Regions from separate parts of the Homo sapiens genome. Here region 2 is linked to region 1. The links are chromatin contacts, found by Hi-C or POLR2A ChIA-PET in ENCODE. All regions are on one chromosome and are shown on one strand. The core of a region is the stretch at or near the end of the contact, and the rest is flanking DNA. Distances in the headings are between cores, read along the strand shown.

Evidence for each region. A loop is a pair of places that touch in the nucleus more often than their neighbours do. ChIA-PET counts read pairs that join two places held with the same protein, here RNA polymerase II (POLR2A). Pooled maps may share reads with other maps.
Region 2: a pooled map shows a loop between it and region 1 (2.7-fold over the local background). The contact joins two enhancer-like sites. A Hi-C loop is called at or near these places in 2 of 168 maps with a recorded cell type or tissue (heart left ventricle and tibial artery) and 2 of 50 pooled maps. POLR2A ChIA-PET finds 5 or more read pairs at or near these places in 2 of 52 experiments (GM10248 and GM12878).

What each region holds. Positions count from the first base shown.
Region 1 is chr18:10,876,861-10,883,155 of GRCh38, forward strand. The region is part of intron 4 of PIEZO2 (piezo type mechanosensitive ion channel component 2); the gene reads right to left. Among named protein-coding and RNA genes, the nearest start is that of MIR6788, 120 kb to the left of the region's middle. RefSeq lists an enhancer at 1,842-2,071. Within about 2 kb of position 2,036, at least 3 of the 41 ENCODE cell types and tissues checked have a DNase peak (open chromatin) inside an H3K27ac peak, as active enhancers do; they include GM12878, where a contact is called at or near this core.
Region 2 is chr18:11,036,677-11,043,479 of GRCh38, forward strand. All of the region lies in intron 2 of PIEZO2 (piezo type mechanosensitive ion channel component 2), which reads right to left. Among named protein-coding and RNA genes, the nearest start is that of PIEZO2, 110 kb to the right of the region's middle. Within about 2 kb of position 4,340, at least 3 of the 41 ENCODE cell types and tissues checked have a DNase peak (open chromatin) inside an H3K27ac peak, as active enhancers do; they include GM12878, where a contact is called at or near this core.

The DNA.
Region 1 (6,295 bases), core at 786-3,285:
CCCTCTCAGGGGCTGCCCCTGCTCTCCCAACTGCAAGGCCCAAGTGACCCATTCCAATTCTCATCACATTCCACCTCCATGCTGCATTTGACAAGCAAGACCAACCCCTTCTACTCCCAAATCTCCGTTCCCGTGGTTTTCTTACACTCTCTTCTAATTCTCTACCTACCTATGAATATCCATGAAAACTCATGTTGCTGGGAAGCCCCACTAAGAAATTCTGACTTGTATTGTAGCCACCAGACTCTTCTCTACGTCCTACTTAATTGTTGATGAGTCCACAAAATTCTGTTCTTCATTTATTTTTCTTCTCACTCTACAAGATCACCCTGGATGATATCCATCCCCAAGGCCCTAATCAGCATCCACATGGTGACTTATCCATTCATTTCAATCAGAATCACAGATCAATGAACATTTTCTAGCACACCATTTCCCAAAAGCTGTTTCATGAACACTAGCTCTTTAGAATGAAATAGTGTTAGATTAAATTTTTAAGAAATGGTTTTAAGGGCAAATAATGTAATGCCCAGTCCAACTCGTCCGCTGAGAAACATTAGCATATATCCATTTTCCTACTGGATATCTGTACTTCAGTATCCCATAGATTTTCCATTCAGTGTTATTCTTACTCCAAATTAGCTCTTCCTCCTATAGTCCTAATTTTGGAAAACACGGCTGTCATCAACCTAGTGACCAAAACAGAACCTGGAAGCTTCCATTCTCTCACTGAAAGACTGGAGGAGATTCTGACTTCTAACGTCTCCTTTCCCAGCCCTCCCCTTTATCCCCACAGCCCGGTCTGGCCTCTGGGTGACGGTAGCAGCATCCTGATGATTTCATCTCAGGTTGTCCCCTCTGCCAGCCAGGCCTCCACATTAATATCAGAGTTTAGTTTTTAGCAGCATAAAGCTGATCATGTCAACCCCACGGCCCCCAGGAAACATCCACATTCCTAAGCGTGACAAGGGGCCCTCCACATCCCAGATCTGGTTTCCCTTATCTCTTGCCATCATTTCCCTCTACCTCAAATTCCGGCCATACTGAATGCACGTACCCAGAACGCGCCAGTGTTTTCCCTCTGAGCAAGTGTGCAGTCTTCTCCCTTGGCCAACTTCTCCCAGTATGCTTCAGGTTCTCCTCATCTCTAAAAACACACCTGCCATGTCTCCTCTGTGAAGCCCTTCCTACCTTGCCCCTCCACACCCATTCCAGAATAGAATGGACCGCCATCCCTCCCACATCCTCCATCAGTAGATGTTTAACACTGTGTCACTCACTGATTTACCAATCTGCCTAACAGAAGCCCTTGCCTGTTTCATCTGTTTCCCTGGGGACCAGCATGGTAGATGGTGCAGTGTAAACCATCAGTAAAGGCTGGCTGGATGCATGCTAGCTCCAGGACATATCGCTGCCTCTTCAAATATTTGTTCTTTTCTTTTTATCATGATAGTTTGTGCAAAGCACTGTTGAAGAATTAGATGAGACACCTACCATAAAGAGCTCTGTAATTCAGCTCGGGGAAGATAATACACAAACACTAAGAGGAGGGAACATTACTGTTGCCTGGTAATGGCATTGAGATCACAGAGAGTTTACAAATAAAGTTTCAGTTATTTGCACATGCAGATTTCATTGTCAAAATTGGAAGCTATAACTCATTAAAACATATGTTCATAGTTATTAAATAAATGTGTTGGAGAAAATATTTCAAAAACAAAAGAAATGAAGTGTATCTAATGAACATTAAATGGCTCAATTTGACAGAATTTTTAATTCACTAATTCAAAAAAATTATTAAGCACTTACTATGTGCCAGACACTGTCTCTAAGCACAGAGTATTGGTTGTGAAGTTATATATGAAGGAAGTAAAGTCAGAAACACAGGGTAAGGTCAGACCATACAAAGCTTGGATGTTTTGAAAAAAAAAAAAAATCACATAACCAGAACTACAGAAAGACCTGAAGCAAAGGACAAACATGATCCCCAAGGAAATGAAGGCCACAGGAGAAACAGTGACGTGGCTGCTGGTAGTGCAGGTGGTGTTTTCACAATGAGTGTCAGGTGTGGTTAGGACTTTCAGGTGCAGAGGTGAGACTTTAAACTGAAAGCCACATGGAGTTTGTGCCTGGGAGCAAAGTCATGGCTGATGAGGTAGGTTCAAGAGTTTTCTTCTCACATGTGTTAGCTAAAGTCAAGAGAGTAAATTAGATTATCCAGGGACAGTGCATAGCATAAATATGTGTGTAAGGTTCTCTAACCTAATCATAAGTATACACTACAGGGCATTTAACAATAAATTAAATTTTATTTCAAGCCAATTCTGCACAGAATCAGGCTAACCAGGTTTTGTGTAGATGAAGTCCCATTTTAATAAATCAGTGAGACCAATGTGTCCATTTTCCCATAAAATGACCTAAGCTGCACTGTTTTCCAGGTGCATGACAATGACGTGTTTTACACGGAAGCACATACTAAACTACCTCAAACTTCATGTTCTCTCGAACAGGCAAAAGAGTCCTTTCCAATCTTTTTTTTTTTTTTTTTTTTTTGAGACGGAGTCTTGCGCTGTTGCCCAGGCTGGAGTGCAGTAGTGCGATCTCGGCTCACTGCAAGCTCCGCCTCCCGGGTTCATGCCATTCTGCTGCCTCAGCCTCCTGAGTAGCTAGGACTACAGGCACCCGCCACCACGCCTGGCTAATTTTTTGTATTTTTAGTATAGACGGGGTTTCATCATATTAGCCAGGATGGTCTCGATCTCCTGACCTCATGATCTGCCCGCCTCGGCCTCCCAAAGTGCTGGGATTACAGGCGTGAGCCACCGTGCCCAGCCTCCAATCTTGTTAGAGTCATACTGATCTTACTTGTTCAGACAGTGATTATACCCCTTGAAAGGAACTCAAGGAAGCTGAAATTTCTAAATAACTTACCTGTCCATAAAGAGGAGACTAGGCATTAAATTATGGCATATCCATCAAATCAAATACTACACAGCAATAAATAAGTACAAGTGCATGTGTGATCCAGGTCTACATCTGTGAATATGAGTGTATATCATAATGGTGAAAAAAATGAGAAATATGCAAAATATAGATTGCTTAGGGTTTCATGCATAAAAACTACTATAAAAATGACAAACACCTATTTCAGCGCAGGGGAGAGGGATACAATTAACGGTATTGGTAATGCTCAAGTTCTTAAGCTTGGTGAAAGCTGGTTGGTAGATACAAAAGTGTATCTTTAATACTTCAGACTGTTTTTAAAAGCTGCAACAGTCAGACTGCTTATATTTTCCTGTGTAGAACGAATATGAAAGATACTACACCAATTACTTTGACTGGGATAATGACCAATTGAGGCACTGATGGCCATGCCTGAATTTGGTCTGATAAATTTATTAATCAAATTCAATTGCCATTCTCCTGTCAAAGACCAGAGAAGAAGCAAGACAGGTGGATACTCATGGGAAGACTACTTTATTTTTCTAAGTTTCAATTTCTCACCTTACAAAGTGACTTCTTAGGATCTTTCCAACTCCAAAATTTCATTTCTACCATGAATACCCAAAATAAGGCAGCAATGAAATTTAGATGAGACCAGGAAAGAAGAAAAATGTTGGAGTATTGCTGTGAGGCATCCAGGTGAGAGGACCATCACAGTCATCTTCAGAAGTTCACAAAGAACAACTTTTGGGGGCAAATCAGAGTTGGTGGAAAGGTCACCTTCAACTGAATTACAACAACATGACTAAAATGTCAAATGAGCATTGTTTAAACAAATAGGAACTGTTAAGATGGTTCCCTAGTGGCTTCTGAAGTTCACACGCTGAGAGATAGTCTACTTTTGTTTGTCTTAAACTTAAATATGACTCTGATGCAGGTGTCTTTAGTCACTTGGCTTCAATAACTTTAAAGGCAGACAAATAGCAAAAACTCAATAAAATGGTAAGACCCCTGATTTCCATTTCAACTGCTTCCCACATATCATATATATATATATATATATATATATATATATATATATATATATATATATATATAATTTTGATATGAGAGAGAGACTATGTTTATTTAATATCTGACCTCATATAGCAAGTCATGTGTGTGGCAAGACTAATATATTTGGTGTAAATAGAGAAAGGTTTAGATTACAAACTCTGGAAGGAAATGTAACATTTATTGAGAATCACTTCCAATATTCAAATCAAGGGATTCCAAAGTTAATGACGCATTAGAGAAAACAAACAGTTAGCTTGTTTCTGTGAAATTAGGTACCTTTTTTTAAACCACAAAACAGTCATTAAACGCAGATATCTAATTACCTTAAGGTATGAATTGTTGCTGGATTTTCAGGAGATATATAGATATGTATGTATGTATGTATGTATGATGTATTTTACATTGGTGGCCGGATTTGTGTGAGTGCCACACGGATTGAGTATTTGAATCTACTAACCTCACTGTGAGAGTTGCTAATTTCCATTTGGAACACACAGTGCTTTATTCTCCTAAAAGGGTATACTGGTTATTTATGAGGCAGCAGGTCTGTTAAAAGAGTCCTAACTCCCTGGCCTTGGCGGAGGGCATTCACAGAGGTGAGAGTAGGATGCCGGGCCAAGGGGACCATCACTTACTTGCCTTTATGCACTCTGCTCCTCAGGAGTTTGCTGAAACTGCCTGGGACTGACTCTTCCCAATTCTGTGCTCCATGAAAGATTATTACTAGCTTAGAGTCTACCACAGTGGGAGCATCAGATCATGGAAATTGGTATAAATGCTGCAAATCAGTATTTTTTTCCCTAGAGAGCCAGTTGTTAAACATTTACCAACACACAACTGCTGCTATTGAACGACTACAACAAACAAAAGAATTGAATAACAACAACAAAAAACTCCAAAACAATAAAACTCACTCCTTTTGTCCTGTGACTCTCTTAGATAAGTCATTAAAAATACCCCAAAACCTAGAGCGCCAAATCCAAAGTCCTCCCTCAGCCTGGTGATCAGCCCCACGACAGTACTCTTTTTTTTGCCATCTTCAATCTCACTTCTTGCTGATTCTAAACTGACACTCTTTCTTCCAGGCTCCTCATCATCCCAGGACAGTGACAGAGTCATTCCAACATCCAGATCTCTGCTGATGCAGTTTCTATCACTTTGAATTTTCACCCGCCTCTTTTACACGTATCCTAATCAAAACTAATGTGTGCCTTCTTAACTTGTTGAGGGCAATATTTAGGTACGGACAAGGTCATACACAGTATCCACTCGTCTCTCATCCTGTCACCTTCTCCAGGCATCCGAGAGCTCCCCATGTGTTTACTTGGCTGATTCCGTGACCATGGCAGGACTATCGCCAGGAGAAGGCCACAGTGGCCTCTCTTGATCCTGAAATCCCCTCAGAAATACTTTCTTATTGCTTAAGAAAAATAATGACAAAAATTCAGTGACCCAAGGCCTTTCTCCAGTTACCCCCGGCCCAACTTGAGAGAACTGTTCTGCCTCTTCTTGCATTTGACTTCTGCCTTCCTTTCTAGTTTCAAATCTTTTAATCTCAACTAGTAATATTTCAAAAACAACATTTGGGAATTGACAAATTGTATTTAGTAAGGACATTAAAAATCTAATATATTAACTTCGTTTTATACAATTACATTCAAACATATGAAATACAGGAAGCATGTTATCAGAAAGACAATTCTTTCTTTTTTATGCAAAGGTTTTCATTTAAAACATTTTTTCCCATCATCTCCTCCTTCTCCTTTCCTCCCTGGCCTCTGGTAACCACCAATCTACTCTATTTTTATGAGATCCATTATTTTAGCTCCCACATATGAATGAGGACATGGGATGGTTGTCTTTCTGTGCATGGCTTGTTTCATTTAACATAATCACCTCCAATTCTATCCTGACAAGATTTCACTATTTTTTCATGGCTAAATAACATTCCATTGTGCATATGTACCACATTTTCTTTTTTTCTTTTTTTTTTTTTTTGAGATGGAGTCTTGCCCTGTCACCAGGCTGGAGTGCAGTGGTGCGATCTCAGCTCACTGCAACCACCACCTCCTGGGTCCAAGCGATTCTCCTGCCTCAGCTTCCTGAGTAGCTGGAACAACAGGTGCCTGCCACCACCTCCAGCTAATTTTTATATTTTTGGTAGAGACATGGTTTCACCATGTTGGCCAGGATGGTCTCGATCTCCTGACCTTGTGATCCGCCCAACTCAGCCTCCCAAAGAGCTGAGATTACAGGCGTGAGCCACTGCACCAGGCCTATGTACCACATTTTCTTT
Region 2 (6,803 bases), core at 3,090-5,589, 160 kb after region 1:
TGTAACCGATATGGCTCTACTGAGTTTGTGTTATGCGATAAATTTGGAGAAAGTATCATTAAAATCATAATAAAATTGAATTACTTTGATATCTCCTTGATACTGAATTATTCTCCTCATGGGTAAGTATCTGCATGCCAAACCAGGTCACACACTGACAGTTGTTATGTCCTGTGATTGAGAGTGATGTGTTAAAATCCCGTAATTATATTGCAATAGATATAAACTCCACGTGGACCCAGGCACTTCATACTTGCAGTCAGAATTTTTTTTTCTTATTTGTGTGCGTGTGTTTGCATGTGTGTGTGTGACAGAGCGAGACTCTGTCGCCCAGGTTGGAGTGCAATGGCACGATCTCGGCTCACTGCAACCTCCACCTCTGGGTTCAAGTGAGTCTCCTGGCTCAGCCTCCTGAGTAGCTGGGATTACAGACACCCACCACTGCACCTGGCTAATTTTTGTATTTTTGTAGTAGAGACGGGGTTTCACCATGTCGGCCAGTCAGAACTTTTTAAAGCATCCTTCGCCTCTAGCTTATAAAACAGAAAAGTACAGTATGGAATTCGTTTTGCAACACTTATTACAGAGAAAGTTATATGTTTACCCCAACAGTGTATTATCCCAACTTAAAAGATGTATCCTAGAAATTGTATGCCACGTAAGAGGAGAGAAGAAACAGAAATGAAAACGTTTATTGTTAATGTATTGGTCAGTTTGCAAACAAGCTAAACTAAAAAATAATTATTGAGCTCCAATTCTATGTTCTATGAAATAAATTGGAAGAAAAATACAATTCAGTTCAACACAATTCACACTTATTTTTTAAAATTCTGAGCAATTAGAGTAGATTGTAAGTCCTAAATTGTGAAATATGGACTTTATGTCCTATAGGGGTTCAGAAGAGAGAGATTATTATGGATTGGAATGAGAGGGAACTTCATAAAAGAAGCTAACCTACTCTGCCATTTCTGAAAGCACTCTCCCTGTTTCCAGCCCTCTTTCCAGAAGACCACTTTGCTGTTAAACACATATGAAATGACAGGCCTGTGACTCCGGCAGTCTGTTTGACTTGGTGCCTAACTGAAGAAAAACAAAGAAAAGCCTGCTGACCTTTGTGGATTTCTTCCAGAATTATGATTCTATGTCAAAGTAACAGGGGCTATAATATGCAAAGTTTTCTTAATGTTTCCATCCATATAGGTTTGTTAGGCACTTAAATAATTTCTGCAAACGAATTTTCCTTTCCAAGTTTGTCTCCATATCAAAAACACTTCTGGACCAAATAAGACTCTGAGTAAGAACCTGAATACCCCATTGCCACACACTTGTATGCATTTATGTCCACCTGGACTTCTGAGTTAAACAACAGTAGGTGAGATGTAAGATAAGAAGGAGGAAGTCACACTTGTTTTTCATTGGCTCAAAACATTGTAAAAGATACTCTGCACACTTTAAGAGAACTCTAGTAAAATTACAGTCTTTATAACCTTTCTCATTTTCTCTAGGTCCTAGTCACCAGAACCACTATACAGTAACACAGCCATAAAAATCATACCACCCGTTCACATATAATTCATCATATTCTGCTTGGATAATGTAAATTGCTTGCAAGAAAAAGCCACAAATCTTTAAACTGCTTAGCTGAGCAATATTATTTCTAAGTTGTATTTTCCTTCCTTAATTTTTAACTCAAACTTACTCAATGACAGGAAATTAAAAGGTAACCATTCCCATGCCAAGTGTAAGCCGGAGGCCCTTATTTAAGAATCTCCACCCATTCCAAAAGTTTTAGGTACAATGCAGTTTCTTGTGCTCATTCATCATTTTCCAACACCCATTGAGATATGGGAGGCAGTACTCCTCCTGCAAACCCCTGGATGAAGACTGAATGTATCTATGACCTGTGAACACCCCACAGTGCAGCTGAGGAGCAGCATGTAGTCAGGAAAGAGCATTCCATCAGAGCCCAGAAACGTGGCTTCCTCTACTGGCCCTACCACTTGCTTAATAAGTGTTCTTGGGTAAATTATGTATCTTCTCAACATTTCAATTTCTGCATTGATTAAATGTATAATACATGCATACATACAAATAAAATTAGCTCTATACAACCTATAGGTATAACGGTGAGACACAAATTAGATAACATATGAAACTTAAAAAATCTATAAAGGGCTATGCTTGAATTTTCCAATGTTTCCAACCTCTTTAAGATAAAAAAGAAGACAGTAAGAATCATGATTTTGAAACCACTGTAGCTTTGACTAGACATAGGTGGATAGGTGTTTGATATATCCTTACGCAAAATAACTGGGCAAAAGATATTGTTTAGGATATGTGTCTAATTCACAAAATTAGTCTTAACAACCAAGCTCAGGCAGTCTGTAAGATCCCAGGCTGAAAATAAAACAAAAGGGAACAGAAAGGAAGGGAAAGGAAAGAACAGAACGAATACAACCTCTATAGCTTAAAGTAATACATAGAAATTCATTAGCATGGTCTGCATGCATAAAATCCCTCCCGCAATGCTGGGCTCAACAAGCGATTGGGTGACAGCAGCACACTCTTTGCAGAAGATAACACACATGCATTGACTTTAATTTTGCAGACAAATGGAACATTCTGTAGGCAGAAAGGGGAAAAACAGACAAATGGAACATTCTATAGGCAGAAAGGGCGGAAAAAAGCTATTGCAGGCTCCAAGATATTAGAGACATCGTTTGAACAGATTTCTTCTTAAACTAGCCTGCTTTGGCGAATGTTTTTATTATGCTCCATTTTCTGGTTTTACGTCACAGAACAGTGGTGCTCTCCTGTCAAACATTCAAGCAAATATCCTGAATACTCCTTTCTCACTCTCCTCTAACTGACATATATATAACTATATGTGTCATATAACTAACATATATATATGATCCACATGTAATAGATCCAACTTAAGAAGTGAGGTTATATAGGTCAATGGGATGACATATATTATCCTATATCTTTATTGGTTGATTGGATGATTATATATGTCATCCTATTAACCTATATAACTTCACTTCTTAAGTTGAATCTATTTTAAATAGGCACACACACACACACACACACACACACAAAATTTCTTCCCCTTTTCATCACCACTCTCAGAATTAAAAACTAGCAAAATAAGCTAAAATACTTGATATTTTAAGATCCCTTCAAGGATTTAGCTTCCTGATGCATTCTTACGAAAAGGAAATACAACTGCATTAACCTCTCCAACCCTCCCCACCCCGTATAGACACACAGACTCTGCTTTTTAAATGAGAGCTATACAAGTTGGAACAGCCTTGGATAAACTGTAGTCCAGAAAGTCAAATATACACCTCTACAGATGACATGAACCTGCTTTAACTTTTCAGGAAAAGCCTCAAAAATCATAGAGTTCTTGTTGGCTAAATACCATCTGAAAAAAAAAAAAGGCTTCATATCAGCTATGTCAAACCAAAATCAGAATTTTCAGTAGTTGCTCTTCAACAAGTCCAGAAGAAGTCCATTCTCTTCCCTTTTAGAACAATACATTTTAGCTATTTCTTCTATTATTATTATTGACACCTTACGCTTACTCCTTTAGCACTGTTTCTAAATATAACCTCAGAATTAAATTTTGAACTCCTTGAGTTTAGAGACATTATTTTATTTATTTTTCTTTATATCTTAAGTCCTAACTAAGAAAATATCCAATAAAGGTTGAGGAGGTAATGACTAAATTGATCAGAACATAATCAGGGTTTTAACTGTCATCTTCACTATTGATAAGTAAAGCAATTCTGTGGTATAATTAAATTAGCTACATAAGGGGATGTTTTGTTGCTGTTTTTGAACAATAGCACAGAAGTACTTGGCTGGGAATGTGAATGTTACGTAATTTTCAGGATTGTATCATTCATATAGAAAATACATATTCTAATATGATCTATGTACCTGCATATTAGGTGCATTTGTACCCAGAGTAGAGACGTCTCTTTCTGAAATCATTCCTCCTATCTTTTGGTCCTCGTCCCCATAATTATCCTCAATGTGGGCGAAAAAAGTGTATTTTGGTTTCACATTAAGTCAGTTCTTAGTGCCACTTTTCTTCCCAATAAATTTGATTTTCATGAAGTTGGATTCCATTAGTCTCCTTTCTGAAAAACATTCTTACTTTTTCACAATTCAAACCTCAAATAACACTTAAAATAAAAGATCAGTTAAAATTATTTTAATTTTTCTAGAAAAATTAGGAATGAGGCCAATTAAATGGGGTGAGTGGGAATGGTCCGAAAGTCCTTGAAATGCCACATTGAACTGTTTTCTACAAAACAGCTCCCTCTGGTGGAAGCAGAACCCTTTCTCTGGGTGAGACCAGGCACACAACCTGGAAAGTTAGGGCATCCTCTGAAAACGGACAGTCCAAGGCAGGTGGGAGAAAAGACGAATTCTAAAACCCGAACTATGAAATGGTTTGTCTTCAAATTAAACTGTTCTCATCACTGCCCAAAAGTTTTTGGAATAATCTGCCAGGGAACCCTAAACAGTCATGTATTAATATCTGCAAAATATGCAAAATTCAAAGTTCAGAGAAGCTGCCCTCCAGCTGCTAAGTAGATGGGACTACATAATTCACAAGTTCCCAAATTTAATCAAGAGCCCTAAGGATAAAGAGAAAGAGAAATTAAACACCGAGCTCAGAAGCTGTGAAAGTCTGTGCAGATTGGAGGAAAGAGTGGCCTTGGAAGTTCAGCCTCGAGTTCATGAATAGACAAAGGCATGATTTCAAAGCAAAAACAGCCCTATAGAATCCATCCTGTACTCCACACAGTCACTTTCATTGTTTGTAAAGGTCAGTGGGTTTTTATACTAAATAGCTGGAACTGAAGGACATCATGATGTTACTCATTGTTTATTTTACCATATTATCTCTCCACATCTGTGGTCTTTTGTGTTTACACTACATTTTTTCATCATTTTTCTACGATGTCAATTTGTATGGTTCTTCTTAATGTAAAAAAAATACAAACTATTGCTGCTTAACGACAACTTATAAAAATGTAAATGAATGTAAATGCTATACAAATTTGGAAAATTGAGTAAAACCCAACAAGGAACCTACTTACTACCTCTTTATTGAAATCTCCAGCAGAGTAACATCCATTCATTCAGTATCTATATTACCACTTAGGGCAAAATGCAGTGGCATTGAAAACTATCTCTAGGACTGAGCAGAAAGAGTGACAGTGACTCTTCTCCATGACTGCCATGCCCCAGGTATCTCTGTCTAGATGACCATCTTCTCTGAGCTCCTGGTTGGCTAGCGTCTTCTATCCATCATTTCTATTTCAGATTACTTGCTGAAGGCCAAATCATCTCTCTGGTAAAAATGCTGCCTCTCAGCAGTGTTCTGGGGAGAGACAATATGGAGTACCTTCTAGTCATCTCCTCTAAGGATGATCAAATATACTTTCATTGAGGTCACACAAGGAAAAGCCTGCCTCTGCCAATGAAAAACACTAAGAAATCCGCCTGTAAAGATGACTTCTCAGAGGACAGACCCTGGATCTGAGATCTAGCCCTCGTCCCCACAGTCTCAGGAGGAGGGCTGCTATGAGGAGCCAGGAGCAGCTGTCACAGCTCAGTCACACAGGGTCAGATCCCACCCCACCCACGCAGGCCTGCAGGCTGGGGATGGCCATGTGCACTTCATACACACAGTCCTCTCTGACCCTTGTGTGGCCACATTTTAGATAGCTAGTGTGGGAAGAGGAAGTTTGACTACTTCATCAATCAAAACAGTGAATGAATAAACATCACCAGTGACCAGTGTCGGTTTCTTGTCTGCAAAACAATGATGCCCTGAGATAATGCTGTCTGAGCTAGACTCGCTGTGGTGGGAGGCAGGGTGGAAAGCTGAGGTTAGAGAACAGGGTGACCTGTCCACAGATGTGGACTCTTTCCATCCTACATGCTACTGCATCTCAGTGCCTGAGAGGAGGCTACCCATTAGAAAGGCAATCGTCATTGTCACCAGATGGGCATGCTTGGTCTCAGATTTGCTCAGATGTCATACACCTTTGGGGGGCAGGAAAAGAAATGCCAGAAATAAAATCCATAGCACATTAAGTAGATTGTAAAATGTCAGTATGTAACTCAAGCTAATAAAATAATTCAGGGATGCTAATCAACCTTCCAAGTTGAATTAAATTTATGGTTAAATGAGATACAGAAAATACTTCTTCAAAGAAGAATCTGAGGATAATTATTGGTTTTATCAGTAATTTGGTTCTAAAGACAAAAATATATTATCCAAAAAAATTGTTTGGCCATAGAAAGGAGGGGTACTCCAGATACAAGTCTAATTGGCTAACCATAATCCCAGCCTGATCAAATTTCTAGTATGTTTTGTTGTTAACGTATGATGTCTGTATAAATGAACACTTGGTAGAGTAGATCAACTTTTGCATTAAATTGAAGACTGGAGTCTACAAATGCTTATCTTATGGAGCCCAAACTGAGCCAAGCAAATGGTGATTTGAAAAAAGAGGAAATATCTCCTCCCTTTAAACGCACACACACACACACACACACACACACACTCACAGAACATATATGTATGATTATTAGGGTTACCAGATTAGACAATAAAATACAGCACATACATTTAAATTTCAACTTCAAATACAAATGAATAATTCAATATTTTGGTATAAATGTCCCACGTATTAGTATGCTAAAAATTACTTGTTGTATGTCTGAAATTCAAACAATTTATCTGGCAATCATAACTACAACACAAACACATG